Linked DNA regions of Mus musculus: region 2 is linked to region 1. Evidence: chromatin loops called from intact Hi-C (ENCODE). Cell type or tissue: heart. All regions are shown on one strand. Each heading gives the region's core, and the rest is flanking DNA. Links, peaks and the distances in the headings are about the cores only.

Region 1 (15,970 bases), core at 3,351-11,350:
TGGCTGCAAGCCCCTCACTCTTCCTGGCTTTGCCTCCTGCTCAATATAGTGAGACTGGGGACAAAGAGAGATGGAGGGACCAGGAGAATCTCCTCTGTCTGGAGAAACAGGGTACCAGTTTAGATCTCCCTGAGAGGAGATGGAGGGAGAGAAGAATAACCTGTAGAGACGTTCGCCTTTTCCTTCTCTTCTGATAACATGCGCTCCCCTACTCAGCCCCTAGGAAAGCTTCATGAGTCTCTTCCAGAAAGACCTGAATTCCAGAAGGTTCTAGCACAGCACAGCACCCAGGGTCAGGCTTCCTCGAGCTGCAGGAATTTCCCATGCTTAACCTATAAGTAGACTGCCCGGGTTGCCCCCAGCAACAGCTCTGGCATTCACACTGGGGTCCTCAAAAGCCCTGGCCCCAGGCCTCTGGGCGTGGCCTGCTCTGTGACCCAGACCACCCGGTGGGGGAGGGGAGGAAAGGAGGGATAAGATAGAAGGGTAGCTTCTTTCCCAGAGGCCTTCCTGGGGTACATTTCAGTGCCACCTAATCGGGACAAACTGCAGAAGACTTGTGGATAGTGCCACCTGCTGGCCACAGAATGTAACTGCACCTGACTGCTTAAGCCCAGGACTATTAAACTGAGATGACCATCCAGAGTTAAAACAAACAAACAAACAAACAAACAAACAAACATAACACTGCAGTATGGGGGAGGAACTTGCCTTCAAACCACCATTACTATGGACTTTTTGACCTTGACAGAGTTGACCTCTATCCACTATCCCAGCATTCACGGAGCAAAGAGATTTTGACTTTCTAGCCAGCCTGGGCTACATGATGAGACACCATCTCTTCAAACAAAGCCTAACACCTATTCCCATTTAAAGAGCCTCTGCCTCTTTAAATGGGAATAGGTGGGGCCTTGGAGGAGGTGTGGCCTTGTTGGAAGAGGTGTGGTCTGGTTGAAGGGGTGTGGTCTTGTTGGAAGAGGTGTGTCACTGGGGGTAGGTTTTGAGGTTTCAAAAGCCCATACCAGGCCCAGTGTCTGTCTGCCTGCCTGTCTGTCTGTCTCTCTCTCTCTCTGCCTGCTACCTGCAGATCAGGATGTAAACCTGTTCCATTGCTTTCTACTACAATGACAATGGACTAGAACTGTACATCTGTAAGCAAGACCTCAGTTAAACGCTTCCTTTCATAAGTTACTTTGGTCATGGTGTCTCTTCACAGCACTAGAGCAGTACTGAAGACAGTACCCAAAATTAGAAATCAACAAGGACTTTTAATCAGTGCTGCCACTGGGTGATAGTTTGGAGTGCCCATTCCTCCAACCGTGGTCAAAGAACTCAGGGTTCCTGTTCTAGATACACAAAGATGAAGCGGGTTGTGATGGTTTGTGCTTGCCAACTTAACACAAACCACAGTCATTTGGGAAACAGAACCTCTAGTGAGGAATTGCCTCCATAAACGTGGCTGGCTAGCATGTCTGATTGATATGGGAGGGCCCTGACTTCTGTGGGTATCACTACTCCTGGTGTCCCTGCATTGTATAAGAAAGCAAGCTGAGCAAATCACGGGAATTAAGTCAGTAAGCAGTGTTGCCTGCAGGTTCCTGCCTCGAGTTCCTGCCCAGGCTACCCTTGAAGATAGTTTGTAACCTGTAAAGGGGGGGGGGGTAACCCTCTCCTCCACAAGTTGCTTTCAGTCATGAAACATCATGACTAGTAACTATGTTACTAGAAGATACTATGTTACTAATAGATAATAGTAACATAACTAGAATCGTAGTAACAGAGAAGCTGCCTTGGGTCTCGGGACCATGTGACAAAGACCTCTGGGAAATCTGTCTGCAGAAGGTACCCTGATGCTGTCCCACAGAGAATGGTACACCTACAAAATTTGTTTCTTATGATACAAGCCCACATTAATTTCAGGTGAATCAAATGACTACAGAAAACATGAGCATATTATGGGACTCGGTGCACTGACAGAGCTTGTATAGGGAATTCTTTTCTTTTCTTTTTTTTTTTAATTTATATATTATATTTATATAAGTACACTGTAGCTGTTTTCAGACATACCAGAAGAGGGCATCAGATTCTATTACGGATGGTTGTGAGCCACCGTGTGGTTGCTGGGAATTGAACTCAGGACCCCTGGAAGAGCAATCAGTGATCTTAACCACTGAGCCATCTCTCCAGCCCAGGGAGTTATTTTCTAAGTACTCTTACATTGTCGAAACCACTAAGAGTCATATTCACAACTAGAATTTAGTTGTAAAATTTTAAGCCATAGCCAGGCAGTGGTGGTGCACACCTTTAATCTCAGCACTTGGGAGGCAGAGGCAGGCAGATTTCTGAGTTTGAGGACAGCCTGCTCTACAGAGTGAGTTCCGGGACAGTCAGGGCTACACAGAGAAACCCTGTCTCAAAAAAAAAAAAAAAAAAAAAAAAGTCTTGAACCATGCATATAAAATATTCTAAGTACAGAGATGATTTTAACTAAATGATCACACTCAACACTACCATCTCAGGGAACACTGATATCGTGGTTTCTCCTCACACCAATGATGGGCTCTTTCAACATAGTGTTCCCCAGGATGCTATACCCCAAACCCATGCTCCCCAACAATACAGTCCTGGGGGCTCTGCTGCATTGTTGGTGGTCGTGTCTGGCATTAAGTCAGAGGTGATTTTTGTTGCTTTTTAAAAACAACCTGTCTCCTCCTTCTCTCCCTTTCCCTCTTCCTCTTTCCCTTTCCCCCTCCCTCCCCTCCTTCCCTCCTCTCTCTTCTCTTCTCTTCTCTTCTCTTCTCTTCTCTTCTCTTCTCTTCTCTTCTCTTCTTCTTCTTCTTCTTCTTCTTCTTCTTCTTCTTCTTCTTCTTCTTCTTCTTCCTCCTCCTCCTCCTCCTCCTCCTCCTCCTCCTCCTCCTCCTCCTCCTCCTCCTTCTTCTTCTTCTCTCTCTCTCTCTCTCTCTCTCTCTCTCTCTCTCTCTCTCTCTCTCTCTCTCCTCTGTCAGGATCATGAATTCTTCTATAAAACATACACCGTCCAGCTCCTCTGCTTCAGAATCATGTTCCATCAGATCTCAGATTCTTACATCCTGAACACACATTGGCTCCAAACACATGTTTGTGTCTCATGCTCACAAGATGGCTGTCTTCATCTCCAACATTAAAGCTCTTTTCAGGTAGAAGAAGACATAAATTTTCTCCTGGTAATGCAACATACCCCTCTCCCCACCCCCCAGGACTTTTTTTAAGACTTATTTTTAGAGATGGGAATGGTGGTGCTCTCCTTTGCAGAGACAGGTAGGTCTCTATGAGTTCAAGGCCAGTCTAGTCTACAAAGCAAGTTCTAGGAAAGCCAGGGCTACACAGAAGGTGGAGGAGGAGGAGGAGGAGGAGGAGGAGGAGGAGGAGGAGGAGGAGAAAGAGAAGGAGAAGGAGAAGGAGAAGAAGAAGAAGAAGAAGAAGAAGAAGAAGAAGAAGAAGAAGAAGAAGAAACTTGTCTCAAAAAGCCAAAAAAACAAAACAAAACAAAACTTTATTTTTATTTGTGTTTGTGTAAATGTACTCTCTCTCTCTCTCTCTCTCTCTCTCTCTCTCTCTCTCTCTCTCTCTCTCTCTCTGTGTGTGTGTGTGTGTGTGTGTGTGTGTGTGTGTGTGTGCGCAGCGGGTGACTCCCGACCTCCAGCGCCTGTCGTGCATTTTGTTCTGCTCCATTGCTTTCACCACTCTGCGGCTGTGACTCTGTTAGACCCATTTCTTCACAGAGAAAGCTAGAGCAAGAACATTCACTTTTTCATTTCTTAGGTCTGGTACCAACTCCTCCTGGCAGTTCTTTGTACCCCCCTCCCTACCCCATGCTCTTACTCATATGCCCTTCATCTCCAGGGTGTCCTCATGTCCCCAGAGCCTGCGTTCTCATTGAAATCTCCAACTATCCTCAAGTGGTCAGTGAACACCGCTGGACAAAGCCGAGTCTCCTTCTGCAGCCCCAGGCCTGAGCTGTGCCTGTGAGCACTGGCTGGATGACCAACAAGATGGTGGGGCCGCCCACTTTATCACATGAGGATGAGCGGACTCCTTGAGCTAATGAGTTAATGGACAGAGATAGCGAGCAGCTCCTCAGACAGCCCACCCCACACGAAACAAAGGGGGTGCCAGCAGGCTAGGCCAGCATTTAGACATCCCCCTGCAGAGTCTGAGTGGCCTCAGCGCTGCAGTCTGACTCCCTCTGGGAGAAGCCGTGTGGAGTGGTCCTCCCAGGGTGAGCCGGGAGGGAGGACAACCCTGTGCAGCATGGTCTTTGTTACCACCGCCTTAGCCATGGCGTTGAGCAGGAAGCACACAATATCAGATTCAGATTCCACATTCCAGGTATTGCACACAATTATGCACTGGAGCCTGTGGGACCCATGGAAGCAGAAAATGGAATTGCTATCAAGGAAGCGGGTCACTTCCACAGGAATCCTGGGGTACTCTTGACAGGCACCAGGTGTGCTGAATTTCCTGTGGTGCACAGGACAAGCCCAAGTCACCGGGAAGCCCAGCTCATTAGCTCACAAGGTATTGGTGGCAGGCATGCTAGCAGTCTGGGGTTTCCTGGCAAGTCCCCATTATGGTTTCTGCTTTCCTAAACCCCCTCAAAATATCTCTTCAGGACTCTCATGCAGGATGTGTCACCTGGAAAGACTATCTCCTTTCCACCTAGGACCCCACACCCAAGTCTCACATCCCCAGGTCCTGAGCAGAGAGATTCAATGGCCTCTATATCCCAGGTCCTGAAACCTTTCTTGTCCAAAACAGACTGATCATTTTACCACCTCAGGCTCCTCCAGATGTCCAGCCACTCACACGAGCCAAACCATAGCAACATCTTTTTAAACTTTTACATTCGCACACTCACACACATCGAGGGGACAAGGCCTCGTATGCCCTCAGGCTGCCTCCGTCTCAGACTCTCTGGAGTGGAAGATGACCTTGAACTTCTGCAGCCCTCCTGAGTGCTGGGCTTCTGGCCATGGATTTTCATGGTACTGGCGTGAAACGCAGGCCCTCGTGTGTGGCCGGCAAGCACAGTGAGAGCGGAGCTGCCGCTCAGCCACACAGCAGCATCCCGACTCCTCTGCTCATGCTCATGAAAAGCCCCATCTCCTGCGGCTCTCACGCCCGCTCCCTATTCTGCACCTCAGCAGCCTTCGCCGTCTCCCCCATTCTGGGCTCCTGTGCATTTCCACACCACTGCACACGGCTCGGCTGTTCAGGAGGGTCCTCTGTGCACACTTTATTTCCTGTCTGGTGACCACTGTCAGTGCAAAGGCTAAGCTCAAACACACCGAGTACTTCATGCCCTGACTCCTGCTTTCCTCCGCTGCTAGACCCTACTGACTCCTTCCTTGTCGGGAACATTCCTAGTTTGCCAATTCTTATTTCTCTAGGAAACTGCTCCTTCGCACCGCCCTTTCTGACTCCATTTCGTTTTGCAATGGAAAAGAGAAGGAAGAAGAGGAGGAGGGAGGGAGAGGAGGAGGAGGAGGAGGAAGGGGATAGAAGGGAAGGGTGGAAAAAGGAGAGGGGGTTAGGATGGGACAGGAGGGGAGGCTCCATTAAATCTCTGTGTTAATGCCTATGAGGTGGCTCAGTGAGTAAAATAACATTCTATACAAGCCTGATCCCCTAAATTCTATCCGCACCTCAGAATCTGTGGTGCAAGGAGAGATCCAGCTCCCGAAAGTTGTCCTTGATCTCACAAGTGCAGAGTTAACTGCACACACACACACACATGCACACACACATAAACACACATGCACATATACACACACATGCACACACATACATGCACACACATGCACGCACACACACACAGGCACACACATGCACACACACATGCACACACACACATGCACACACACGCGCACACACATGCATACATACATACACACATGTGCACACACACACATGCACACATACACACACTCGTGCACACACACACATGCACACATACATACACACACACATGAACATACACACATACACGCACACACACGGGGTGGGGGGAGAGGGAGAGAGAGAGTAGTAAATGGTAGTAATAATTATAAGTTTAACATTTAAAACACCTATTATTGTCACCTTTTCTCTAGACAAATCCAAAACGCCGCCAACAGGGTGCATGAGTGTATATGTTTCAAGAGGCAAAGTTTGAAGTCATTTTCAAACTTTTAAAATTGACTGTGGGATTACATCACTGAAGCAGAGGATAATGGTTTGAGTGTGCTGAGATGCTACCTAGAGAGCATGGCATGGAGCCTGCAAGATGACTCAAGTTAAAATAATTTCTTGCAAACCTGACCTCCAGATTCCAATCCCTACAAGCCATGGAAATGTGGAAGGAGAGAATCAACTCCACAGAGCTGTCTTTCGACCTCTATACACTCTCCATGCACACACACACACTAAAACGGGAACATAATATGTCCCTTAGGTGCTTTTGGTGTGGCCCAGCATCTGCAGCTACTTATCACTGGAGAGAGCAAAGGACAGACAGCAGTTTGTACCTGTCACCTGGCCCTGGTTTCAGTCTCCTGAGCCACGGGCAGAAGACAGGAAACAGCAGGTATGGTCTCTCTCATTCTCCTGGGGTAGAGAGTTGAGCCCATTCCCAGGTGGTCCACTCAGTCAGAGACATACAGAGTAAAATGTCCAAGACCTCCTCCTCAATGCAAAGCAAGCCAGGCCAAGGCCAAGAGTACCTTTGAAGGGAGGGAGAGAGGGACAGAGAGGGAGAGAGAGGGAGAGAGAGACAGAGAGGGAGAGACAGAGTCAGAGACAGAAAGAAGAGATGGACAGGAAACCTTAGGAGAAGAGCCCGAAAGAGAGGGTTGTTTTCAATGACAGCCCACAAGCCTGAAGGGACAGAGTCCCAAAGGGGAAGACTCCTGTTGACTGAGTGATTGACTGCATAAGTGGAAATGACCCCAGGGAGAGAAAAGAGTGCTTTTGTAGCTAGCCTGGAGAGAAGCCTGAAAACTAGCGGCTGGATTCCTGTACCATTAGAGGTTAAGTCAGTACTAGGATTAAATGGCATGAGGTGCCAGGCTTAAGAGGTGGCTATGGGGGACCTAGGGAGGGATGAGCAGCAGGGATGACCTCTCTACTCCGAGGCCACAGACACTGCGATGTGCACATCCGCTGCCACCAGGGGGCGGGCAAGGGCTGAGGAGACGGCGCTGCGCCGGAGCGGGGCGGGGCGGGGACGCAGCGACGCCCAGGACGCCAGATCCCGTGACCGTCCGCCCGCCCGCAGCCGACATGCAGTCCCCGGCGGTGCTCCGCACCTCCAGGTGAGCCAGACCCCCAACATGCATGATCCAGACGTCCCAGCAGCTGACGGTTTATCCCGCTGCACCGCACACTATCCTGCTGGCGTGCTGGCGCGCCGTCTAGAGTCCCCGTTTTACAGACAAGGAAACTGAGGCCCCCTAAAGGATCCAAGCACTCACCCACGTCTCCAGAAAAGCCTGGGATTGGCGAGATAGCGCTGGCTGGGACAGGGCCCAGCTTCCTGTCCCTGCGTATGGGGGGAGGGGGGCATTTCTTCCGGTCCCCCAAACATTTCTGCGCTAGCTGTGTGAATAGCTCGATGCTAAGCACCAGGGACGAGGTGAATAAAACAAGGTGTCCCTGGAGGTGATACCCGCACCAAAATGACTGGTGCTGCGGGAGGGGGCGTGTTAAGTTCAGTTGGCAGGGCAGCACACTGCTGCTGTTGAACCCCAACTACGCAGAACTAAGACCCTGGCAGTTATTGCTGGAGAGAGCGCAGGAGCTTCCTCAAAGGGGTCAGAGCAGTGCGCATCCACCCAGGGCCATACTCACAGCTAGGGTGAGGCTTGGAAAGGCTTGTGGGCAGGGTGGATGTCCTACTCCTTCCTCGATTTTTAAGTAACTCTGAAATGATGAACTTTAAGGATAATCGTATACTCTGCCTTTATTCCCCGAATACAAACTCTAGCCAAGATGGGCAAACGGGTGCTTTACCCAACACAAGTTCATTTGTATTCCCAGCTCCCTGGTTAGAAAAGTATGGTTCCGGACGTAAGCCCTGATCTTGAAAGCTGCTTGCTCTCCTTGGTGTGGTGAGGCCGCAGGCCACATCCCCATTAAAAGAGATGTTCCTATGACCCTGTGAGTCGTTCCCTTTCACAGAGCCTCAGTTTCCCTTCCTGTAGAGAAAGGTTCCATCTAGAGAGATAGGAGGACAGGAGCAGTAAATGTCCCTGTGGGCCACCAGACTGTGACTGTGAGTTTGGTGCTGGTGCCTAGAAAGGGTAGTGGTGGCTTCCCTTGGTGCTAGCATGCCCCCGAGTGTTAGCAGGCATAGTGTGCTGCTGATGGTGAGGGTGGACGAGTCGTGCCCTGTCCACCATTCTGATAGTCACAGCAGACCCAAGGAGCTTGCCTTTGAGGAGCACAGCCACCTAAGTAAGCATTGAAGTGGCCCTGCACCCAAGATCAGCTGGAGTTTCCAGCCTCCTCCTGCGCGGCATCTCTGGGCTTCATGCAGTATCCATCCAGCAGGTGTTTTCTCGGGATCCCTTCGATGCTAGACACCGGTCCAGGTTCTAGGATACAGTAGTGAGGCTTTGGAGGGAATGGGTGGGCAGCGAGAAAACGTAAGCTATGTCGAGGGTAGTAAATGCTGAGAAGGAAGCTGAATGATGGGGAGGGAGGTCAGGTGACAGACATGAGTTTTATACGATGTGGTCAAGGGATATCTTTCGGAGAGATGGCAGGCGAACAAGCTCTTGAGAAGTCTCACAGTGGAAAGGACTATAGGAAGGAGAGCTTGCAGTGTGTGCTCAGCAGGAAAGACAGAAAATCCAAAGGCCGTGTGCTGATGTGGAGGGAGCGTGGAGAGAGTGAGGTGGCCTGCAATGGAGAAAGGCCATGAGGTTTCATTCTGAGTGCGGTGGGAAACATAGGCAGCCTGGCCATGGGAGCAAGGGGACAGAGAACCCGTGGCTGCTGCACCCATGTCCTTCAGGCACCGGCCGGAGTGGCTGCACGGAGGGGTGGGAGGAGGGGCTGCAGCCTGTTTAGGTTCTCTGTGTATTCTGAATGATGAACTTTGGGGTCTGCAGGATGGTAAGGTTGGCTGTCAGCTGAAGGGCTATACTGTCCTGAGCGCACTGCTTCCTGGGATAGGGAGCGGGTAGAACCGGGGAATCAGCATTTGTTCAGATGGGTTTGTTTTAAAGCATGATTGACGGTCAAATGGAGATTCTAGGTAAGTAAGAGGCGGGATGGTTTGGAGGGAAGAGTCTGGACCACGGGTAGGAATTGGGCCACCCTTGGCTCTGGATGCTATGGAAGGCCTTGAGTCTGGGTGAGGTCATTGGAGGGCAGTGTGAGCCAGATCAGGCTGAGCCTTGAGGATAAAGGATGCATAAGAGATCTGTAGCCCCATCACAACTGAGGCGCTTGGTGTAGGACACAGGTGGGTATACTGTGCCTGTGAGCATATCCTACCAACCGCTTGCTTTTGTGATTCCAGTTGTACAAGAACACACCCAGACCGGGCAGGTGTTGGCTGTAGCTGCTTTCCTTGTGTGTCTAAAGGCCAAGTTGAACAGTTGTAGCTGAAATAAGATAGCATGCAATGCTTGAGATATTGTGCTCTCAGGCTTCTGGTTGAGTGACCCAAGTGTATCTTTCTTGCGCGTTCCAGAGTGATGCTTATACTGTCTGGGGACCACTTCTTGCGAACTCTATGTCTGGATGAGGTTGTGTGCCTAAAAGTCAGGAGTCTAAGGGAAGGACGGGGAGCATAATTGTGCCAATCCAGGAGGGATAAGGAAATAGAATTGTGTCTAGGCACAGGAGCAAAGGAGCTGATGAACAGGGCGTTTTAAAGGAAGCTGAGCCCTAGGCATGAAGACAAGGGAGCCAAGCCGGAGATGGAGAGATTCCTGTACAGTACACTTAGATGGTAGAGCCGATACAGGGACTGTAAGGACAGGGATAGGGTATGAGTTCAGTTCCTGGTGTGGTTGTCTGTGGGAAACCTCCTTGGGAGGTTCCAAGTGGGGCTTGACAACCCTTTGCCATCTTCTACCACTCAGGGTGAACCATTCAGCCTGTGTTACCTGCCCAGCACCTCAGCTTCATTGCCCTGACAAGCCTAAAGAAAAAGGGCCTCATTTCCCTGTCACAGCTAGCAAGGCTGCCTGGGATTGCTCCCTGAAACTCTGACAGCAAAGATAAGCTACTTCCTGTTGAAGCCTTCGTTCCTATCAGATAGGTAGGACCACCTGCTGGGCCTGCCAGCTGCTTTCTCCGTACCTGAGCCTCTCTCCCATGCCCCTCTTGTCCTTGTGACAGTCTAGCACTTCAGACCCTGGATACTGAAAACTTCAGCCTCAGAGAACACTCTCATTTGCCCATTGGTTAAGAAGTGGCCTGGCTTGGGGCTCAGGGATTAAGAGCACTGGCTGTTCTTCCGGAGGACCCGAGTTCAACTCCCAGTACCCACAGGGCAGCTCACTGCTGTCTGTAACTCCAGTTCCTGAGTTCCAATGCCCTCTTCTGGTCTCTGAGGAGACTGCACTCATGCAGACAAAGCTCCTATACACATAAAATTAAATGTACAAGAGAAGTGGCCTGGTGTAATGTCTCTCATCTCACAGCATGAGTCTGCTGTGGATGCCTTGTGATGCTTCTCCAGATGCAGCCAGCTCAAGCCGGCAGAGGGATTCGTGCTTGGAATGCGAGTATTCCTGTGTGTACAAGGCTGTACAGTCACTGGACACACACACACACACACACACACACACACACATTGCATATTTCATGCTTTTAGCATGCTGTCCCAGTGTGACAGCCTTGTTCTCAGGCCTGTGTGTGTGTCTGTATGTATGTTGTGTTGCATTAAAAACACTCAATGGGAAAAGGGGGGTGGGGGGGGGGGACTGGAGAGATGGCTCAATGGTTAAGAACACTGACTGCTCTTCCAGAAGTCCTGAGTTCAATTCCCAGCAACCACATGGTGGCTCACAATCATCTGTAATGGGATCCGATGCCCTCTTCTGGTATGCATGAAGAGGTCGGCAGTGTACTCACACATAAAATAAGTTTTTAAAAAAACAAAAAACAAAAACCTCCACTCCATGGGCTCTGGTAGGTCCTCACTGCTCTCTGGGAGCAAAAGGATTGGCCAGCACATCCTTGCAGCCCAGAGAGAATTCTCTGACTGTACTCAGGCACGGATGTCTGTCCCCTAAGGGTATCCAGAGGAGGAAGCCACTGTTTCCCTGCAGCCTCGGATGTCATTCCAAGCTGCCACTGTTAAAGGCAGATGGGAGCATCTGGCCTATTGAACCTTGCTGCCTTCAGAACTGAGGAAGTACGTCTGTCCAGGTTCCCTAGAGGGCTTCAGTCCTGCTCTGTCTTCTCAGACTCAGGCTCCTCTCTTGGTCTACATACCCCTAACCCCTCAGAATGTAAGGACAGACTGACAAGGACACATAGCTGAATGACCCAGCACCTGGAGACTGGGCCCCACTGACCACCTCATTGGCGAAGGCTGCTAATTTGCACTTGATCCTGACCTGCCTTCCTTTGCTTTACAGACAAGTTCAGAATGCACACACAGGCCTCGACCTGTCTGTCCCACAGCACCAGGAGGTGCGGGGTAAGATGATGTCCGGCCATGTGGAGTACCAGATCCTAGTGGTGACCCGGTTGGCTGTGTTCAAGTCAGCCAAGCACCGGCCCGAAGATGTCGTCCAGTTCTTGGTGAGCAAGGGACCCTAGCCATGGTGCTCTGAGGGTGCCCAGGCAGGTATGTCTGTCCCCTCAGAGGAATGACACTTCTCTATACCACATGGGCCAAGGTCTGGAGTGCTAGACTGTGTGGGATGACAGGAACGCCAGAGTAGACCTGTGCCTAGAGTCCACAGCAAGGCAGACTTGCAAAGAGGCATAGAGGGTGACAGAGACACCTGGGAGCCTGGGAAGGTGTAGAAGGGACAACCTAATGCACCTTGAAGAGAAGATGCTGGCAACATCTTGGAAGAGGCGAAGGGAGGACAATGGTTTAAAGAGTATATGTATGGTAGCGCTGGGTGGTGGTGGTGCACACCTTTAATTACAGCACTCGGGAGTCAGAGGGAAGCGGAGCTCTTGAGTTCAGGGCTAGCCTGGTCTACAGAGTACCAGGAAAGCCAGGGCTACACAGAGAAACCCTGTCTCAAGAGAATAGATGATGTTAAGCAACAGGAGAGGTGGGAAGACTGTCCCAGAAACAGGACACGGGTTGGGATGGCATGGGAGGAGACAAGGGTAGATGACTTGCAGGATTCAGGTTGAACCTGGACGTGTCTTGCGGCCATGTAGTTTTAAGTGACAGTCCTACCTGCCTTTAACCAGAGCATCTAGTGACAGCAAAGCACTGGGGGCCATAAGACACTTGGTTCTGAGGACACCATAGTAAGCCTCCATGCTGGGAGCCAGCAGAAACAGCAGGCTAAGAGGCAAGGAGAGAAGGAGGTGCTTACAGTGTGCAGAAGGCCGAGATCAGCCACACCCGCCAGGAGCACGTTAGAGGCTGTGGTGAGCGTGCAGTGTTCACCCACTGGGCGGGCACGGGAAGCCCAGCATAGGAGTGGTACTTAGGTATCAGCTTTGAGGCCCTGTTAAGAGCTGGGAGTGGGTGAAGCTACCCAGAGAGCAGAGGTGGAGACGGGAGAAATGCTGAGATGATGTCCTGAAACACCAGCCAGGCCAATGACGACAGCTGGGGCGGCCATCAAGGCAGAAGGGAAGGCTGGCAGGCTGAAGGCAAGGAAGCTAAGGGAACAGAGAACTTCAACTAAAAGTCTAATGGGTTCATACATTTTTCTACCCTTTGGCCTCTTATGGAAGGGATCCAGACCTGGTGAGAATGAAAAACGGGCCTCAGGATCTTAGGCTACGGTAAAATGAACCAAAGTCCTTGAGTACCACAGGGGAGTGGCTGCAACGGTTTGGTTTGGCACCTCCAGGCGGCTCAGAGAAAAGAAAGTAAAGAATATAACAAGCCACTCCCCCAGTGCTGTTTTTCATCTGATTGCTCCTTAGACCAACTCTTGATTGAACCCAGGTGGACCGTGAGCCACGGTTCTGGGTCTGCTGCGTTCTAGTGTGGATCTTCTGTGAGGGGCCAGTTGCAGCTCCTGGTGGTCTGACGTGAGCTCAGGTATACCCAGTGATTCTGGGCTCTGAGGGAGAGAGGCAGCACCCTAGGAGCCCTTGGGGTCCAGCGCAGCCTGTTCTGACCCGCACAGAAGGCTGGGTGAATGAAAGGTCACCTGTCACACTGCCACACGCCACATTAGTGCTGCATGATCCTAAACAGTGATGCCCACGCCCTGTGGAAAGCATGTTGGGGCGTGTACAGAGTATGGGTGTGCACATACATTGCAGGGGCCTCACAGACCTGAGAGGGCAAGGGGAAACTCATTTGCTTTCACACACACACACACACACACACACACACACACACACACACACACACAGTGGTATCTAAGGGTGTAGGCCAGAGTTATGCTTCCAGGTCTGCAGTCCCCCTAGAATGGGATGAGTTAGCTAAAAGAATTAGTGAGCATTTTGTGTCTATGCCTTAGAAGGATATATACTTTTTAATAGAAGCAAGCATTTAAGTTGCTAGCCATGAAATGAAGCCAGCCCCCAGGCAGGAGCACTGTGCCTGAGGTCTGGCAGACACCCTGCGTATCTCATTACACAGATGTGTGTGTGCGCGTGTGTGTGTGTGTGTGTGCGCGCGCGCGTGTGTGTGTGTACGTACATACGTACCTATTAGAGGCAGCGTCGTGCTGGCCCAGTGCTCCGCACTTCCTGCCACGCAGAGCCATTGGGTCCTTCTGTGTCCCCACTTAGCTCCCTGTTGTCCTTGCCGTGTTTGCTGTTGGCTGCCTGATGTTCTGCCTAGCACACAAGTGGATGAGAGCCCTGGGTGGTGCCAGGAGCCAGGGCTTAAAGCTCCCACTCTGGCCCTCACAGGGCCCGGCTTGTGGGTCTTTGGCCTGAGCCTGCATGGAGCAGTTAGGCCAGCAGGGGGTGCTCATCCCTCACTGTGGCCAGGCTGCCGCTGCCTGATCCTCAGAACAACTCAGGAACTCCAGCCTGAGCAACCAGCTGGTGCACCAGGAATCCTCCTTACCCTTTCCCTGGGAGTTCTTCCCAGGAAAGTTCCAGAACCAGGCTCTTGTGTTCAACTATGGACAGCAGCTACCTTTCCCAGGGGACCCCCCCCCACTTGGAGGTTTCTGGGGTTCCACCCCCACTGCCACTATCCAAACATCTCCTGGGGTCTAAGACCTTAACACTGGGTGGTGTGTTGATTATTGAGATGTGGCTTTCTGAGCCCCCAAATGATGGGGACATCCAGAGTCTGGCCACACACTAGCATACACTCAAGGTGGTGCAGCCAGGCCTGGAGGAGTGGGCGGGGCATCCATGCCTTCATCCTTAACGTTGCCACATATTTCCTGGGGAGATGGGCCTGGCCTCCAGGGAACCACCAAGGAGTTCAGGACTGAGATAAATGGAGGGTGTTGGTGAAGGCTGTGGCATAAGGCAAGTGACTTTTGTCTGAGCTCATACAGATTGTACAGATCCCAGCAATGGCACTACCAAACCCGCGGGGATTGTACAGATCCAGGCAATGGCACTACCAAACCCGCGGGGCTATGGCTGCTCACCGCACAGGGTCCAGAGCCAGCTGGGGATTTCTGTGTCAACAAATGCATGCTCACGGAGCTGTGGGGAGGTAGAGGAGGCAGATTCGATCCATCGGAGCAGCTATCCTGGTATTTACAGTAAACCAAGTACCACCTTCAGAGATGCAAGGGACCCCTGGGACCACTTGGCGGCGGCAGCAGGAGCTGTGGCCTGCTTCACCCAGACCCCTATGCACCGTTGACTCCTGCTAACCTTACTCATCTCTGTCAGGAAAGGCCCCACCTGTCCTGTGCTGGGGTAAGGTCACACAGTGCTGTCACAAGATGGCCTGACACCGGCCAGGTGCCAAGCTCACTCTACTCAGGTTCAGAAAGCCCAGAATAGGCAGAGGCCAGGTTCAGGTCCCTGTGTCCTTTACCTGAGCCTGCAGGGGTACCTTAAATCACTCCATTGTTGTGTCCTTCCTTTGGGACTCTGAGATGTCCCTGGGGAAGAGATTGGGGCTGGGAGGGGTATAAAGGGCCAGCAGGCAGGCCTGCTCCAGGCACATATCTGGTCAGGGTGAGGAAACTTCTCAGCCTTAGTTCTTCTCTCAGGAAACCCCATGCTCCTCTCATTCCAGGTCTCTAAAAAATACAGCGAGATCGAGGAGTTTTACCAGAAGCTGTACAGTTGTTACCCAGCAGCCAGCCTGCCCCCGCTGCCTAGGAAGGTCCTGTTTGTCGGGGAGTCTGACATCCGGGAGAGGCGAGCCATGTTTGATGAGATCCTACGCTGTGTCTCCAAGGATGCCCAGTTGGCAGGCAGCCCAGAGCTGCTAGAATTCTTAGGTACCCAAGGTTTTGTCCCATGTCCCTGAGGTCTCTGCATCCCAGAACCCATCTCACCACTGTGACTCAGTGGGAGGCCCGTTGCCACCCTCCATGGCCTTCGAGCTTTAGCAAGGATATTTAGGGAGTTGGGCCTCGATAACCCCCTGGGCTGAATGGTGAGGGGGAGACCCAGCCCACAGAGTGACCTCACCATGGCCTTCCTGGCCATCGTCGATGTATATCTCCCTTCACGCAGACACTTGCTGTGTGTCCATATGTCCCTCTGCCTCCTGCCACCCAGACCTGTCAGCCTGGGAACACTGTGCCTCTGCTGGCTCCATCCCTCGTGGGCTTTACGCTCAGCCCACGCCCCACACAGAGACAATGGGTGTGTCTGACTTCCCAGCACTAAGGACCTCACGCTCTTC
Region 2 (15,970 bases), core at 3,796-11,795, 690 kb after region 1:
GTGTTAAAGGGCTGAGAACCACTACATTATGGAGTAGGAAGCGAGGAGCTTGCCAGTTTTTTATTTTATTATTTTATTTTTTTAAAAGAAATCCTGTGCATTATTTGATTCTGGAAATTATAAACTGATGTGATTGTTAAGCAGAAAAGTTAAAAGCACCTTTTTGTGTTATGCTAAGGCAGCAGGTAAGCCTATTTTAAGTAGATGGAAAGAATTTAGTCTATTATCACTAAGTTTACTTTTATAAAGTTAAACAAGATTTAAGGCATTGATAGGAAAATATATAGCTAACACACAGAATTTATATTAAATTACTGAGCTTGTTAGGAAAACGTTTAAGTAAAACAGTATTGTCAGTACATGTCTCAATAACTAATAGTTAAGATGAAATTTCCAACTTAGAACAGTGTAGTGTAAAATGTATATTGTGTTTTTCTTAATATCACTCATGATTGTTTGGATATAAGCCATTGCTACTGAATTAATTGCGTTTTTCTGAATTTCTCATACCATTCATATATTGCTTCAAAGGAGGAGAATGAAATGGAGACATTTGGTGCAACGGTAACAAACTACTTTGGCTTCTGCGTGGCTGGGATAGATGGGGAGGTGTGTGTTAAGGTGCTATAGCATCTGGGCGTTTAGACGTGTAAATGATGGAAGTGGCTGGACCACTTGCCTTGTGCTCTCCTAAAACTCTAAAACTGTGGTGCTTGTTAGAGTGGGAAATCGGCGACCTTGCTATAGCTCATGGTTTGTAATAGTCAGTGCTGTAGATGATCTTTCCTCTCGTCTGCTTTTCTTTGTACCGAAGTTTTATCAGTCATTTCCAGGTTAGTGATACTTGAGAAAGATAAGCATGATATGTGAATTACACGTCCTTACTGTTCACAAGCAAGAACTCTGATATTCTTAGAAGAATTCTGATATTCCTTTTTTTTTTCTTTTATCTGTTTACAGTTTGTGCTTGTCCTTTGCAATTCTATTGGCACACCCTTGGACCCTAAATACATTGATCTTGGTAAGAAAATGTTAATATTTATTTCCTTTCTGATGGGGTTTTGTTCATAACAGTAACTATAAAAATCCCAAAAGGCTGGAGCTATATGACTTATTGGGTCGGAATGTTTGATATTAAAGCGAGAGGGCATGGGTTCAAATCCCCAACCACCCACACAAAGTCTGGGCCTGACCACACATGCCTGTAACCCCAGCATTGGGGGATTGAGATATGTAAATCTCAGGAACTCACTGGCCAGACTGCCTAGCTGAAACAGCTTAAGGTTCAGTGAAAGGCGGTGTCTCAAACAATAAGGTGGATAATGGTAGAAAGAAGTACCCAACATCTTTCTTTGGCCTCTGTGAGCACTCATGAGTGGACACACCTAAACATGAATGTGCATCCGGATCACATATTTTCCCACCTCTGATAAAGGTATTAATTAGAATGATATTTTCTAGATGAGAATGACCATGTTTCCTGGTTGCCACAGTAGTACCAGTCGATACCTGTTTTCATGATAGGTTATCAATGCTTCCTTTCGCTCTGAAAGCATCCTGGTTAAAACAGTAACCTGTAAGGGAGGCTATTGAGTCTAAAATCCACAACAATTTCATAATTGCCACATTGCCACCATTTGTCTACATAATTGTATAGGAATTGGCATGCAATGCAAGGTTAGTGTGTAATAAACAGGGTTGTAGAAAGAATTTTGCTCTTAAACCACTTTTATTATTAATAAACTGCTTGTAAATACTTCTCTCCCATAAAAACTCCTTAGCTGCATAGAAGGTAGGCTTGCTTTTTCCAGTGCTTTCTAATGAAACCAATCTATTAATAGAGAAAGTCTTAAAACACCCCCCACTTCTTTTTCTGAGGACGTTTGTGACTCTCGCTGCTCCCTTCCCTCTGCTCCACAGAGATAACAGTGGCTCTCTGGGGACTTTTAAGCCTTATTATAAGAAACTTATTTAAAACCATTAAAATATTTTCTGCCATTGCAGCTTCCAGAATTAATGTCTCTCTTATAAAATGTACTGCCATATATTAGAAATGGTGACAAACATAATTCAGTCAAAACAGTTGAGAACCCACTGTATTATTTTCTGACTCCGATAAACTACTCATTTACTTTCAGATTCGATATTGAATCTTAAAATCATGTTACTGGGAATGGAGAGAGAGTTAAATGGCTAAGAGCATTTGTTGCTCTTGGAGAGGACCCTGGTTCAATTCTCAGCACTCACATGGTGGCTCACAATGGGCTCCAGTTGTAGGGATTCAGCAGCCTCTTCTGACTTTCCTGGATCCCAGGCATGCGTGTGCTCTGCATATAGAGATACAAGCATAGCATTCATACACGTAAAATAAGATTGATCCTAAAAACAAAGTGGTATGTCTCTTAAATGCATTTTGCTGAGGTCTGGTTAAAACAAATGGTTGTTAAAGATGTAATGGCCTCATGTTTAGGTTTTAGTAACTCATTGTGATATAATGATATATTTAACCTCTTGTCTAATGCATTGTTGCATAAGTATGTTTATATACACATGTGCATATTTATATGTATAATATACACATGCATATATATACATATGCTAAATTCCCTGTTAGTAAAATGCATAGCTTATAATTATTACAGATGTGTCATGTGAGTATATTTGTTATTTCTAGAAGTATTACATCCTTTATTTTGTGTGTGTGCTCAATAGCAAGAGTCCTTACCTACTGAGCCATTTCCCTGAATCAAAGTATTATGTCTTTAAGGTGTGAATTTTGCCAATCTTTACATTGTTGTTTTTTTCTCTCAACACCAAAAGTCTTAATGTAGAGTCATTTGCTATATCCTGGGGTTAAACTCAAAGTAATTTTTATGCCAGGTAGACCATTTTTTTAAAACAAAATTAAACATAAATCCTTCCTCTTCGTTAAATGATAAATACTTGTATTTTTGAGTCTTAAACTTTTTGACGTTTAGTTTCCTTGGATGAAATTTTAACCAACAGTTCATCCATTGGCCCACAGCAAACAGATACGAAGACTCAACATTGTGTTTCATATATATCCCAGACAGTTCTCTTTTAAGATCCCCATGAAGTTTTCATGGAGTCGGGAAACTAACAAAAGCACCAGTTGTAGGAGAGATGCTAATCTGGAATGTCTGATTTGGGCTTTTGCTCTTTATCTTTCTGCTTGACAGTTTCTGTAAAAACCTACAGAAACTTTACATTATACAGAGTACGGATTCTGTACTCAGCAGGAGGCATTCTGTGGCCTCTTTAGGTGCTCTTCTGTGGAGCCAGGACATCACATCCCTTTATGACAGTTGTGAGCCACAGTGTGGTTGGCTGGGAACTGAACTAAGGAAGTGCAGCCCAGGTGCTTCACCGCTGAGTGACCTCACCAACCCCATAATCGATTTAGTATACTTCCTCCTAAGTCCTTCTCACCCTGCCTGTGACTACTACTTTCCTGACTGTGATTGTCTAACTTCTTAAAGATCTATGTCTAGCTGACTTTCATGTCCCCCATCCCCAACAGTGTGCTTGGCCCCGACAAATGTTTCTTGAGTGCATAGACAGTGTTTATGTCATGTCATCTAAATTGAAAGTGATTCTTTAGCAAATCAAAAATATATAATTTCAGACACTATAACAGTCCTTAGGGAAAATAAAGAGATTATGATATTCCTCATGGGATGTATAAATAAATCAAGTTTAGTTAATCAGTTGAGCAACACTTTACTGCTTCTGTGCTGAGTGCCATGTGCCCCAGGTATCATGCTGGTGACTGGGATAAATGGATGTGCGTGTATAAGTATGTCTTATAAGAAATAACTATACAGGGCTGGGGGCTGGAGAGATGACTTAGTGGTTAAGAGCACTGACTGCTTTTCCAGAGGTCCTGAGTTCAATTCCCAGCAACCACATGGTGGCTCACAACCATCTGAAATGGGATCCGATGCCCTCTTCTGGTGGGTCTGAAGACAGCAACAGTGTACTCATATACATAAAATAAATAAATCTTAAAAAAGAAAAAGAAATAAGTAGGCAGTTAAAAAGAAATGTGCCAGGCAGTGGTGGCCCACACCTTTGATTCCAGCACTCAGAAGGCAGAGGCAGGTGGAACTCTCTGAGTTTGAGTCCAGGTTGGTCTACAGATGAGTTCCAGGACAGCTAGGAATACATAGCTGTCTCAAAAATTGAGAACAAAGGAAATCCCTCTAAGTATGTCCTTAGGTGGCATGTAAGGAGAGGATAGCACTGAGAGAGGGAACAAGGCACAGAGTACCCGAGAGTACCAGCCTGCCTGTGCAGCAGTCATTTTGGTGGGTTTCTAGTGATGGTTTCCATGTATTTCTGAGAAGGCTAATTTGATGACAGCATTCCAGTTTTCCAGCTCTTTAAAGTGCTAAGAAATGAATAAGTGGCAAAGCAGGGAAACCATTATGGATGCAGGAATTTATTCAGCCCTCAGCATTAAAATATTACAAGCAGGTTTTTCCTAAATGTGAATTCCTAAATTGTTTTAAATGATTTTACATCTGGGCTTGGCTGTTAACGACTGCCTATTAGTGCTAAGGCTCATTTGAGGGAGGCATTGTTTCTTACATTCTCTCCGCACTAATCTTTCTGCCTAGTTTGAAACTTGTTGCATGTGTATGTTGTATGTGTGTTTGTGCATATGCATGTTCACATGTGTCGGCACACACGTGTGTATGTACGTTGAGGTCTGAAGTTGAAGTTGGAGGTCTTCCTCAATCTCATTCTACTTTAATTTATTGAGGCTGAGCCTCTTGCTAAACTTGGAGTTCTATCTCCTAAAATGTTCCTTTGGGGCTGGAGAGATGGCTTAGCAGTTAAGAACATGGGATGCTCTTCTAGAGAACTTGGGTCTAATTCAGTTCCAGGGGATCAGATGTCCTTTTTTGGCCTCAAGGTGCACCAGGTATGTACGTGGTGCACAGTCATACATGCAGGCAAAATACCCATATACATAAAAAGAAATAAATCTTTAACAAAGTTTACCTTCATTTTCAATATGCTACTTTAATTAATATTTTGATCATGTTTAACCTCCCACCTTGCCCCAATGACTTCTACTTCTCACTTCCAACTTTATCCTTCTGTTTTGTTTTAATAACCTACTGAGTTCAACTTGTACTGTCCATATACTCTTGGGTGTGAAGGTGTCCACTGTAGAGTAGCTCACCTACCATACTAAGATACCTGACTCTCCTTCCTACAGAAGCCATCGACCATCAATCATTCCTTAGGAATGCAGAGTCCTGGGCCCCGCCCCCTCCCACACTACAGTGTTGATTGGCTTGGTCTTGAGCAGGTCTTAGGCAAGCACAGCTGCTGTGAGGCCATGCCTGCAGCGGGCCTGCCATGTCCAGAGGACACTGTTTTACTTTGGTCCTTTTCTGACCTCTTCTCTGATGGTCCCTGAGCTTTGGGGCGGGACTATATGGAGATCACATCTAAGGCTGGTGTGTGGGATTGAATTGATGATCTCTTGTGGCTGAGGACTCCATGAACACTTATTCTCTGTATTTTGATTAGTTGCGAATTTCTGTTCACTGCACAGAGAAACCAACGATGGAGCGCTGTCATAGTTTATGAGTATGAAGAGAAGTGCTCTATGGGTATGAATTCAGAGGACAATTTGTTGTTATGTCCATTTAGTAGCATAATAACATTAGGTCTATCCCTAGGTTTGCAGACTTCCTAACCAGATTTTTAGTACCAGTGCTCCTCTGTGGATCAAGCAGCAGTTTGTTAGCCTGCTACCATCTGTGTCGCTGTTACATCATGGGTACATGCCAATCATTAGTGTAGCTCACGGGTTCACAGCTGGGTGAGGCTGTCCATGCCTCTCCCTCAGCAGCAACTACAAGGTACAGCAGCACCTTCTAGTCCTGTGAAAGCTTGTAGGAGCAAAGAGGCTTCCTGGTCATTACCAATGGGCTTCTTCATGTCCTGTGCTCAAACTGTGTATTACCTTTACCAATAGAGCCCTCCTATCAAACTGTGATTGGCGACCTCATCTTCATTTACTTATACATTTAGTTGGACTTTAATTCATCTTTTAATGAAAGTCTATCAGAATTTATACGATGGCATTATGTTCCCATTTGAATTTATCGAGAGTGCTAGTACATTAATTGAAAGTATTTTCTGATATATATTTATATTTATTCTGAGTATTTTACATTATAAAAATTCATATAGAAAATGAAAATAAAAACAGTGATACCTACCATGCCTAATGGGTCCTGATGTTTATTGAGGGCCATTCTACTTCAGCGATTCTGAGCACAGATTCAAGAGCCGTAGAGGACCTGAGTTTAAGTCCCACTTGCCCACTGTCTAGCTGTATAACATAGATAAGTTATAATTGCTTCATAACCAGGTAGTTTTTTTTAAACTGATAACTAATGATAGCACTGTCCGCCTTATACAGTGGCTGTGAGTTAATGCATATAATGTGTTTACAAGAGTGCTTGCATGTATTTAAAATTATTAAGCATTTAAAATTACTAAGCATGTACCGTGTTATCCTTTATTTTCTCTTTTAATCCTTAAAACAGTTCTATAGAGCTGATATTGTTATTTTCAATTGGCAGGTAAACTGAGGTTCAGAGAGAGAAACATAATTGTTAACATCATAATTATGAAGTGTTTGCAATTTGAATCCAAGAAGCCCGACTTGTCTTTTGAACCAGTAACATTTTAATTTTGAATTAATCAGGATAGCAATAAATTCTCATATTCATGAAGTATTAAGAATAAAGAACATGGGGGAGTGGAAAGTGTGATCAGAATAAATTGTATGGAAAAAAAAGAATAAAAGGACATGAATGTAACTCATAATTGTAATTAAACACTGGTTGAGAAATATGCTTTGGAAATGTCATATTTTACCAGGAAGCAGTAAAGGTTGGTGAACCTCAAACCAATTAGAGTGCAATTACCAGAATTGAAATATTCATGGTGAATTTACTAAATATTTATTAGATTTAGTAAAGTCAGTGAGAAGACAACCTGGCTGGCTTTAGCACCCTCTGGAGGTTTGGCTGCCATTTCACCAGGCTTTGATTTTGTGCAAGGCAATGAAAGCTTCGTGCTCCCTCTAGAGGTCACTAATAGTATATGATTTGCTTTGAACAGAAAAACTTTGAAAGCCTGAAATTAAAAAAAAAAAAAAAAAAAAAAAAAAATCCGACACAACTTTATTGAGTTTGAGTTCCTGAGTTGTCAATCTACTCAGTTAATAGTACGCTGCCAGGGGGAGCGTCTACTGTTCAGTTTCTAAGTGTCCTGCTGCCAAAACATGCCCCTGGCTAGTTGTGTGACAAACGTCCAACACTGGCCTCATTGCTTTGCAGTATAAGCAGAAACAGTTCACAGTGTTTGATTATTCATGAGCTCAGAAAAGAGAGTAATGCCCCTTACAGAGAGCTGCTTTGCTTTCATATATTTTGTTTGCATATTTAACTTTATCTTAGTATTATTCTATGAGTTTAGGTGATTATTTTACTGTTTAGTCTCCCATCTTTTAATCCACTGTTGGAGTTGCTGAGGCGCTTTGCTTCACAAAAGCATACCCAAGAGGTGGTCAGTGACATGTCTGCCTAGCAGCATGACACTTGGGCTGTGTCTTCTCGTTTGCTAAGTGAAGTGGAAATGCAGTACAAATGAGAGCAAGAACAAAAAGATAAATGTTTAGATCTGGCTGTAATTGGTACTGAGGAGGGGAGAAAGAGATTGGGTTCAACAGCTGGTGGATATCTGAGTTGTTTCCACATGTTGGGTCTATGTGGAACACTGTTTTGAGCACCTGACTGTAAATTTGTGTGTGTGTGTTTGCTTCTCTTAGACATACACCGTGGAGCAGAATTGCTAGGTAATGTGTAACTCTGTAGTCAACATTTTGAGAAACTTTGGAAGGTTCTTTTAGAGTATTTTACATTTTCATTTTTTTCTCTATGCCCTGATCAATTCTTGCCTTACTTTTTAAAATTCTAGCTATGCTAGTGAGGATCATGTGACATGCCAGGTAGCTTCCATGTTCAGTGAGGATCATGTGACACGCCAGTTGTAGCTTCCATGTTCAGTGAGGATCATGTGACACACCAGGTTTTGGTGGCTAATGATGCTGGTTATGTTTTCATGAGTATTTGTGTGTCTTATTGGAGAAGTGTTCACTTAGATTCTTTGCCTTCTTAAAAGTTTTTCTTTTGTTAAATATTTTTTTGGACAGTCTTATATGTATGTTTATAACCATTAATTCCTTATAAGATTCAATTTCTTTATTTTTGTTACATCATTTTTGGTGTCATGCCTAAGGCATCAACTGTTGCCTAACCCTGACTCACAAAGATTTACTTCTGGGGCTGGAGAGATGGCTCCGTGGTTAAGAGTGTTGGCTGCTCTTTCAGAGGACCTGGGTTCAATTCCCAGCAATTATGTGGTTCTAACTCGAGAGGATCTAACACCTTCACATAGACACATATGCAGGAAAAACACTCATGCACATAAAGTAATAGACTACTTAAAAGGCTGCTCCTCTTTCTTTCCGTGACACTGAGGATTGAGTGACTTCTCCCACGCGGAGCAAATGCGCTTCCACTGACCCCTATACTCGTAAGGACTCTTTAAAAAGGCCTGGGGTTTTAGCTCTTGATCCTTGTACATCGCAGATCCATTTTACTTAATATTTTTTGTGTGATCCTAGTAACTTTAGATTCTTGCCTGATTTGAGAGACTGTCTGTGCATATTTCAAGACTGGGTTTATTATTTCTAAAATGAGGAGTTGGGCTCAGTGGTGTGAAGTTGTTTCTGTGTAACTATAGCTTAGCTGTCTTTCTGTTCCTTTTAATAGTACCATTATTTGTTGCAATGACCAAAACCCATGTGATAGCAGCTTCAAAAGAAGCATTTTATACCTGGCAATATCGTGTGGCAAAGAAGCTCACAGCACTGGAAATTAATCAGATCACACGGTCTCGAAAAGAAGGAAGAGAAAGGTATGTTTTTTGATATATATTTAATAAGCAACTATACCGTATTGGATCCAGACATAGTTAATTATCTATTGCCATTCTTGAGAAATATACATTGCCTTGATTAATAGAAGTCCTTTTTTTTTTTTTTTTTTTTTTTTTTTTTTTTGGTTTTCTGAGACAGGGTTTCAGGGTTTCTCTGTATAGCCCTGGCTGTCCTGGAACTCACTCTGTAGACCAGGCTGGCCTCGAACTCAGAAATCCGCCTGCCTCTGCCTCCTGAGTGCTGGGATTAAAGGCGTGTGCCACCACAACAGGCTCATAATAGAAGTACTTTTGTTTAATTTGAATATCTTTTAAAAGGATCTATTTAAATTTATCAAAGTAAAAGAAAGTTGGCATGGTGTAAACAAAACAGATTTTTTTTTTGATATTGATAAAGACTGGAAATCTGTGAGGATTTATTTGGTTAGGAAATAGCTGTGTGACCTACTCCACATAGTAGTGGTACACTGAAATTACTGTCATTCAGTTAAAAAATGAGTATCTTACTGAAGCCTCATTCCCATAGGTTAGTTGTATCGGGGTCTTTCTAGGAGGTGACCCTAGCATCAATCAGAAGTAGATGCTTGTCCTTACACACAGGCATAGAGATGCTTGCCCTTACACACAGGCATGGAGATGCTTGCCCTTACACACAGGCATAGAGATGCTTGCCCTTACACACAGGCATGGAGATGCTTGTCCTTACACACAGGCATGGAGGTGCTTGCCCTTACACACAGGCATGGAGATGCTTGCCCTTACACACAGGCATGGAGATGCTTGCCCTTACACACAGGCATGGAGATGCTTGCCCTTACACACAGGCATAGAGATGCTTGCCCTTACACACAGGCATGGAGATGCTTGCCCTTACACACAGGCATGGAGATGCTTGCCCTTACACACAGGCATGGAGATGCTTGTCCTTACACACAGGCATGGAGGAGGGCTTTAGGGAGAGGTGAACTGGGCATGTGGCTTCTTTCCAAAGACTTGGATTCCAGGAGTCTACATTGGAGTGGTTCTGGTAAGTGGGCATAAAGAGGACTCTGCCATTCAGACACATGAGGACAAAGGGACTCCTGAAGTAAGCTTCAACATGAAGATGTGTAAATGTGTTTGGTAAACAACAGGAAGTTCTGTATGAAGTTATTACTTCACAATCCTGAAGTTGTAGTGGACAGGAGGATAAGGCTGGAGGATTCTGAGTTTGAGACATACCAAGGCTACTTAGAGAGAGACTATAAGCAAGCAAGCAAGCAAACAAGCAAGCAAATAAATTAATAAACGGACAGTTACTCTTGATCAGCAGTCAGGCAAAAATCTCACAGCTTAATGGATTTTATTGGGACTGCATAGCTTGGTTGTTCACAGTGGGGATGGCTTTGTTGAACAGATGACTTATATAGCTCTAAATCTTCGCTGGGTAGTTTCTCCTTTTGTGAGATTCAGCCATATCAAGAACTCTTTAAAAAAAAAAAATCAGGGTTTTCCTGTTAGATAAGAATGTTCACTGTAGTCGTTCAGTCCTTAGTTGTAGAGATCATGAAGCAATATAACCCTCCCTTTCTTCACGCTTGTGGTTTGCTCTTTCTAACAGAATTTATCACGTTGATGATGTCCCTTCCGGATCTGTGGATGGGGTGTTTGATTACAGTAAAGCCATTCAAGTAGGTGGTTTGATTTTCGTCAGCGTTACTGTCTGAAGATAAGGAAACGTAATTTTATTAGGGACTCGATCAAGAATGTGGGTCTAGTAAATAGGGCACCACTTTACAATTCCTTAAACACTGTCACATCTGCTTTTTACATGGTGGCTCGGGACCCAACTCAGGGCCTCCGGCTTGGGCAGCAGGCACTTACCTTCTCAGCAGTCTTTGCAGTCCCAAGTTTAAAATGTTCTAAGTTTATGGCTTTGTGACTTTCGGGCTGCATTTACAGCTCTCTTGGGCCACAGCTGTCTGTGAGCTGTGCTGACGGAAATGTTAATAATTTTACCACGTAAGGAACTTTCTCCATGCTCTTCCCTCTCTCATGCTCCTCAGCTGAGAGATCAGTCTGCCCCTGTAGTTCTCCAGAGAGAACAGTGACTTCTGGCTGACTGGTTTGTTAGATATAAGGAACTATGGTGCCTGGCTTTTCTTGCTAAGCACGATGCTCGTCATTAGATCCTGGTGGTTGCAGGACTCTCCTATTTACCCTTCTGGTGTCACGTGCTTACCCCTGAGCACAGCTCTAATAGCTAAGCTTAGGTGTTTCCCCATCTACTTCTCCCTATGTGTTTCTATAATCCACTTGTATCTCTTTTAATAGAGTATTTATAGTTAGATGTTTAATTTATAGTCTTTGGAAGATGCTTTTAAGTAATCTCTTGGAGATCAAGATTTCATTGAAGTAGCATTAGTATTTACTTTAGTGATTGACACATAGTAGGTGCTTAGTAAATAAAATTGTTATATTGGCAAATGTATTACTATATGTTTTAATAATTGCATATGAGTTTTGGATGTCCTTTGTTATTCAATAAATATTACATAAAATGATCGGTTAATTTTAGGGTACAAGGGATCCAATTTGTGCCATTACTGCATCTGATAAGACATTGATTGTGGTAAGTTGAAATAAATTCATTTTATGAATAGTAATTGTTTAAGTTACAGAGCAAGGGTAAATCAAGCATTTTGGATTTAGACTATCATCTTGTGGATGTCCTGTGTTTCTCTAAATCTGAAGAAATGAGGACGTTCTGAAGCTTGTGCACATATTATTAATCATCTGCAAAAATAGTAACGACTTATAAAACCAGCAGGGCGATGGTCAGCCGAGAAGAGACACAGTCATAAAAGTTAGAATGAACCGGTGTATTTTCCAGCCAGTGAAGTTGAGGAGTCCTGGCAATATTTTGCTAACATTTAAAAACAGAAGCAGTGGTATCCTGTTTTTTTTTTGAGCTCTGACGTTTGAAAACATGAACTTCAAAAGTCGCTGATTGAGCAGTGTGTTTGCGTTGCACCAGCAGAGGCTGCCCTGTTCCCTGCTGAGTTCTCTAGCAGTCAGCTCAGTTTGTGGGGAAAGGCTCTTAAGGAGCCTGTATCCTATGGCTTTCCTGCTTTCCTGATAGGCTGTGCTTGAGCATCACACTGAGGGATCCTTGCTCTCTGGCTAAAAAGGGCAGGAAAAGAGGAACTATATAGCCCTCCCTCTCTTGCCCATTGCCCCACATGGCTCAAGTGCAGAAGAGTTTGAAAGCTCGTCATAGCCCCTGCTTCTCTGCTGCATCTGCTGCTGATCGTACATTGTCATGCCTGTCCAGGAAATGTATAAACACCCTGTGTCAGTTTTTAGATAATACTCAAGGTATTGCTGCTTCTAGGTGATTTTTCTTCTTGCTGGAAGCTGATGCTCTAGGTTAAAGTTGTGGGATGGAGGGCTAGGCTCCAGGAATGGCTGATTCATACCGTGACCTTCCATTTCGTATCTGTGGCATGTAATTGAGTAGGTACTTTGGTAGCCTTTAGGCTACTCTGAATATTAACCTAAATTATAAGCAGCCTTAGAGGTTTCTTTCTTGTCAGATAAGAACCAGTGTATTACAAAGACCTAGATCTTCGTCCTGACTTCCTTCTTGAATATTCTATGAGGAAAAATTAAACCACCTACAACTGCTGTTAAAAGACTCAAGTTGGGAGATAAACATAGACTTAGCAACAGCAGAACTGGGGGCACTTGCTAGGTCAGTATCACTCTGGTTTTAAGAACATGGGCATATAGAGAGACCTGTATACAGCTTGATGCTTTTATGGTAAATATGCTACAGTAACCAAAGGTCCTTTCCACAGGGGCGTGAATCTGGCGTCATTCAGAGGTACAGCTTTCCTAATGTTGCTCTGATTCAAAAGTATTCCCTGGATTGCCGTGCCTGCCAGTTATCTCTGAACTGCAACTCCAGGTAAGCTGGAGACTTCTCCTGGGCGTTAGGCTTACGTCGGGATGGTTGGATTTGTGCAGTAATGTGCTGAGGGGTGAACTTGTTGAAATGGAAACCCTGGCACGGTTTTTATTTTTACTCTTGAAACTTAACATTAACTACTTCATATCTTGATACTACCTGATTTGGGTCACATTTTTCTTATAAAGTAGCAAAACAAGGAATAGTTTCTATCTTCTGTTAAATTTGTTTAAAACGTTTTAAAGTAATTTCCCCCATATTCCAGGTTTCTCATGAAGGTGTCTTGAATAAGGGCTGTAGGCAGTTTGACTTCAAGACCACTGAAAGTATTTTATAATTTTTCCCTCCCCAATCCCATGACTTGTAGTCGTCTTGCTATCATCGACATCGCTGGAGTCTTGACTTTCTTTGACTTGGACACTCGGGTGACCGACAGTACAGGGCAGCAGGTCGTTGGCGAGTTGCTAAAACTGGAGCGCAAAGACGTCTGGGATATGAAGTGGGCCAAGGACAATCCTGATTTGTTTGCAATGATGGAGAAGACGAGAATGTATGTTTTCAGAAACTTGGATCCTGAGGTACAGACAAGGGATAAGTGTTAACAGTCTATAAATAATAAGCCAAATTCAAAACCCAATATCCCTCCCCTTTTCTTTGAGAAATGTAGTGGGATTGCTGCATACATTTGTGAAAATAAGTTTAAAATTTCTGTGGGGTTTAAAAATATTTGGTTCAAAGTGGGAGTAATACCTTTGCTCTCTCTAAAAGGTACTTCCTAGGTACTTACTTATTCTTTTAACAGATAGACTCATAGCTGGCCAGACAGTCACGTGCTTGTAATCTCAGGGTATGAGAGGCAGAGTGGGGAGAGGCCAGCCTGGGCCATCTAGGGCCTTCCAGGCCAACTTGGACCATGGTTCAGACCTGATCTGAAACCAAAACTGAGCCCACCAGCATGGAATCATGACACTCAATAAATAGTCCTGATTTCATTTTCTCTTATCAAAATTCAAAGAAACATAAAGAAAATCACCAGGTTTATTGCTGTCTGTTTGAAATAGCCTTGTCTCTTCATTCTCCTGTGCTTATGTGACTAGAATATGCTTGCCTCACCTCTCTTACACTCCAGGCCACTGACTAATCTGCACCCTTTCCGTACCCAGGTCCCCTCACACACATCGTGACTGCCTTTTCCTTCTGCCCATTTCATTTTCTCGTTAATTTTCAGCTCCATCAGCTGATGCTTTTGAAAGAGTTAATTTTTTATTAAAACATTTTAATAAAACGCTTTTAATAAAGAATTTAAGCATGAGAGTTAAGAGAGCAAGAGAGGTACTAAAGAGAGAGCGACAGGACATCCCAGAGAGCACGGCCCAGGCCTCTCTAGAGGGAACCACACCCGTTAGCTTTTCTGCTCTGGATTCTTCTGTCCCTCGATCTTCTCGGGACCAACACTTACCCATGTGTTTAGGCAGTAAAATTAAATTGATCTGTATCTTAATCAAAAAGATATTCTTAAAAGCAATTTTGGATTACTAATGATTTTCAGTGTGGAACTTTCTGTTTACTTCACTAGTGTAGATCATGAGAGATGAGCTAATGTCTCAGTTATCCATTTTGATTTGTTTGGTCTTGGGAAGGGATTGCATACTCAGGGCTTCGAGCTGTCAAAGGCTTTCTGCAGCCATTTGCTTAGTGGTGAGTTGTGGCTCTTCTGGAACACCGAGCTGTTTGTGTATTTCTTTCTCTTTGGAGCTCTGTTGGGTAATGAGGTCATGCATTAGAGGCTCTTAGAGGCTCTGTTAAGGCATTAAGGAGCCTCATGGTCTTTGTCATTCTGAAACCCTGAGAAATGGTTCAAAGAAAAGACACCCTGCTTTTGCATGGCTTCTCGCAAAGACCCAAGGGCATTTTGTCCTTTGCCACAAAACAATCATGGACATTTGACAGGTGTTCACATGATAACCTTGAAGGTGGAAGAATGCCTTCTGAATGCTAGAGTCCTTTTTCTATTCTTGGCCCCACTTCTTGTTAGCCATGGGTTATATGCCCAGAGAGTAGGTGCTTATTATGTTTGTACAGTGTGTGCAGAGTGTGGTCAATCTAGCACCACGTGAAACCTTTGTTTGGAAGAGACTAAAAGCAGTTCTAACAGACTAGCCTTTTTTTTTTTTTTTAAAATAATTATTTTCTTTGAGTTTGTTTGTTTGTTTGGTTTTTTTTTGGCTTGGAATATAACCCAATTTCTATTAAACTTAGAGCTAGATCAATTTTGAAAATAATCTCAGCATGGTCAAGAATTTATACATGTGCTGGTCTGTTCTCTGGCCTCTGTGCCCCCTGCTTGCTCAGCTGCTGTGCTGGGCCTTCCTCCAGCTGCTCAGAGACTGAGAGAGGACTCCTGGACACTGAGCTACACGATCATCCGCTCCTTCAGGACACGCTTTCCACATCAGCACTCAGGAGACCAGCTGTGCTCTGACAATTGGTAGCTGGATAGGTTTTTTTCCGTGAGAGGATAGTTGAGAGATCTCTGTTTCCCTGTTGTGAGGGAGGGAGGGAGGAGTTAGCTCTGTCATTCCACAGTTGCTTGTGTTATCAGTGATCCCTGGAGTTGGCAGATTCTTTTTCAATACCTCTTAAATCTCTTGTCTAATTTATGAGGTGAAAGTAAAATTTGATAATATAATCTCTCAATCTAGTTAACTAGGTTCGTCAAGCCTCAGTGTGTCACTGCATGCTGAGACTGCTTAGCTAAGTTGGGACACTTCAGGAAGCCTGCTGTGTTACATGTGCTGTGAGACCTCTGCCTGTGCTGAGTGAGAGAGACCCCAGTGCGTCTTGATACAGCACAATGAACCAAAGCTTGGATGCTTGTTTTTGATAACAATGTATACCTTGCATACTGCTCACGTGAGTGTACCCTGCTTTGTAGTTTGTTAATGTGACACACTGTATTCAGTTGAG

Evidence for each region. A loop is a pair of places that touch in the nucleus more often than their neighbours do. Peaks named below come from ENCODE experiments on the same cell type or tissue, not always from the same donor. Only the 100,000 strongest peaks of a DNase experiment are listed, where the experiment ranks them.
Region 2: a loop joins it to region 1, with 3 times the contacts of the local background. A loop is called at or near these places in 6 of 42 quality-filtered maps.

Annotation. Positions count from the first base shown.
Region 1 is chr12:8,306,167-8,322,136 of GRCm38, forward strand. It overlaps Hs1bp3 (HCLS1 binding protein 3), which reads left to right and starts at 7,267. Exons shown (of 7, transcript NM_021429.3): 1 at 7,267-7,331; 2 at 11,619-11,784; 3 at 15,353-15,560. The coding sequence starts at 7,300. In heart, for the core only: CTCF peaks have their summits at 7,168 (motif pointing right), 7,382 and 10,584 (motif pointing left); DNase peaks (open chromatin) are centred at 7,255 and 7,771; H3K4me3 peaks cover 1,241 bases; H3K27ac peaks cover 1,000 bases; H3K27me3 peaks cover 2,511 bases.
Region 2 is chr12:8,995,109-9,011,078 of GRCm38, forward strand. Wdr35 (WD repeat domain 35) reads left to right here. Exons shown (of 27, transcript NM_001159527.1): 11 at 961-1,021; 12 at 8,889-9,033; 13 at 10,655-10,724; 14 at 11,612-11,665; 15 at 12,894-13,003; 16 at 13,371-13,581. Among named protein-coding and RNA genes, the nearest start is that of Ttc32, 27 kb to the right of the region's middle. In heart, for the core only: CTCF peaks have their summits at 3,983 (motif pointing left), 7,100 and 7,313; no DNase peak of the experiment used is centred there.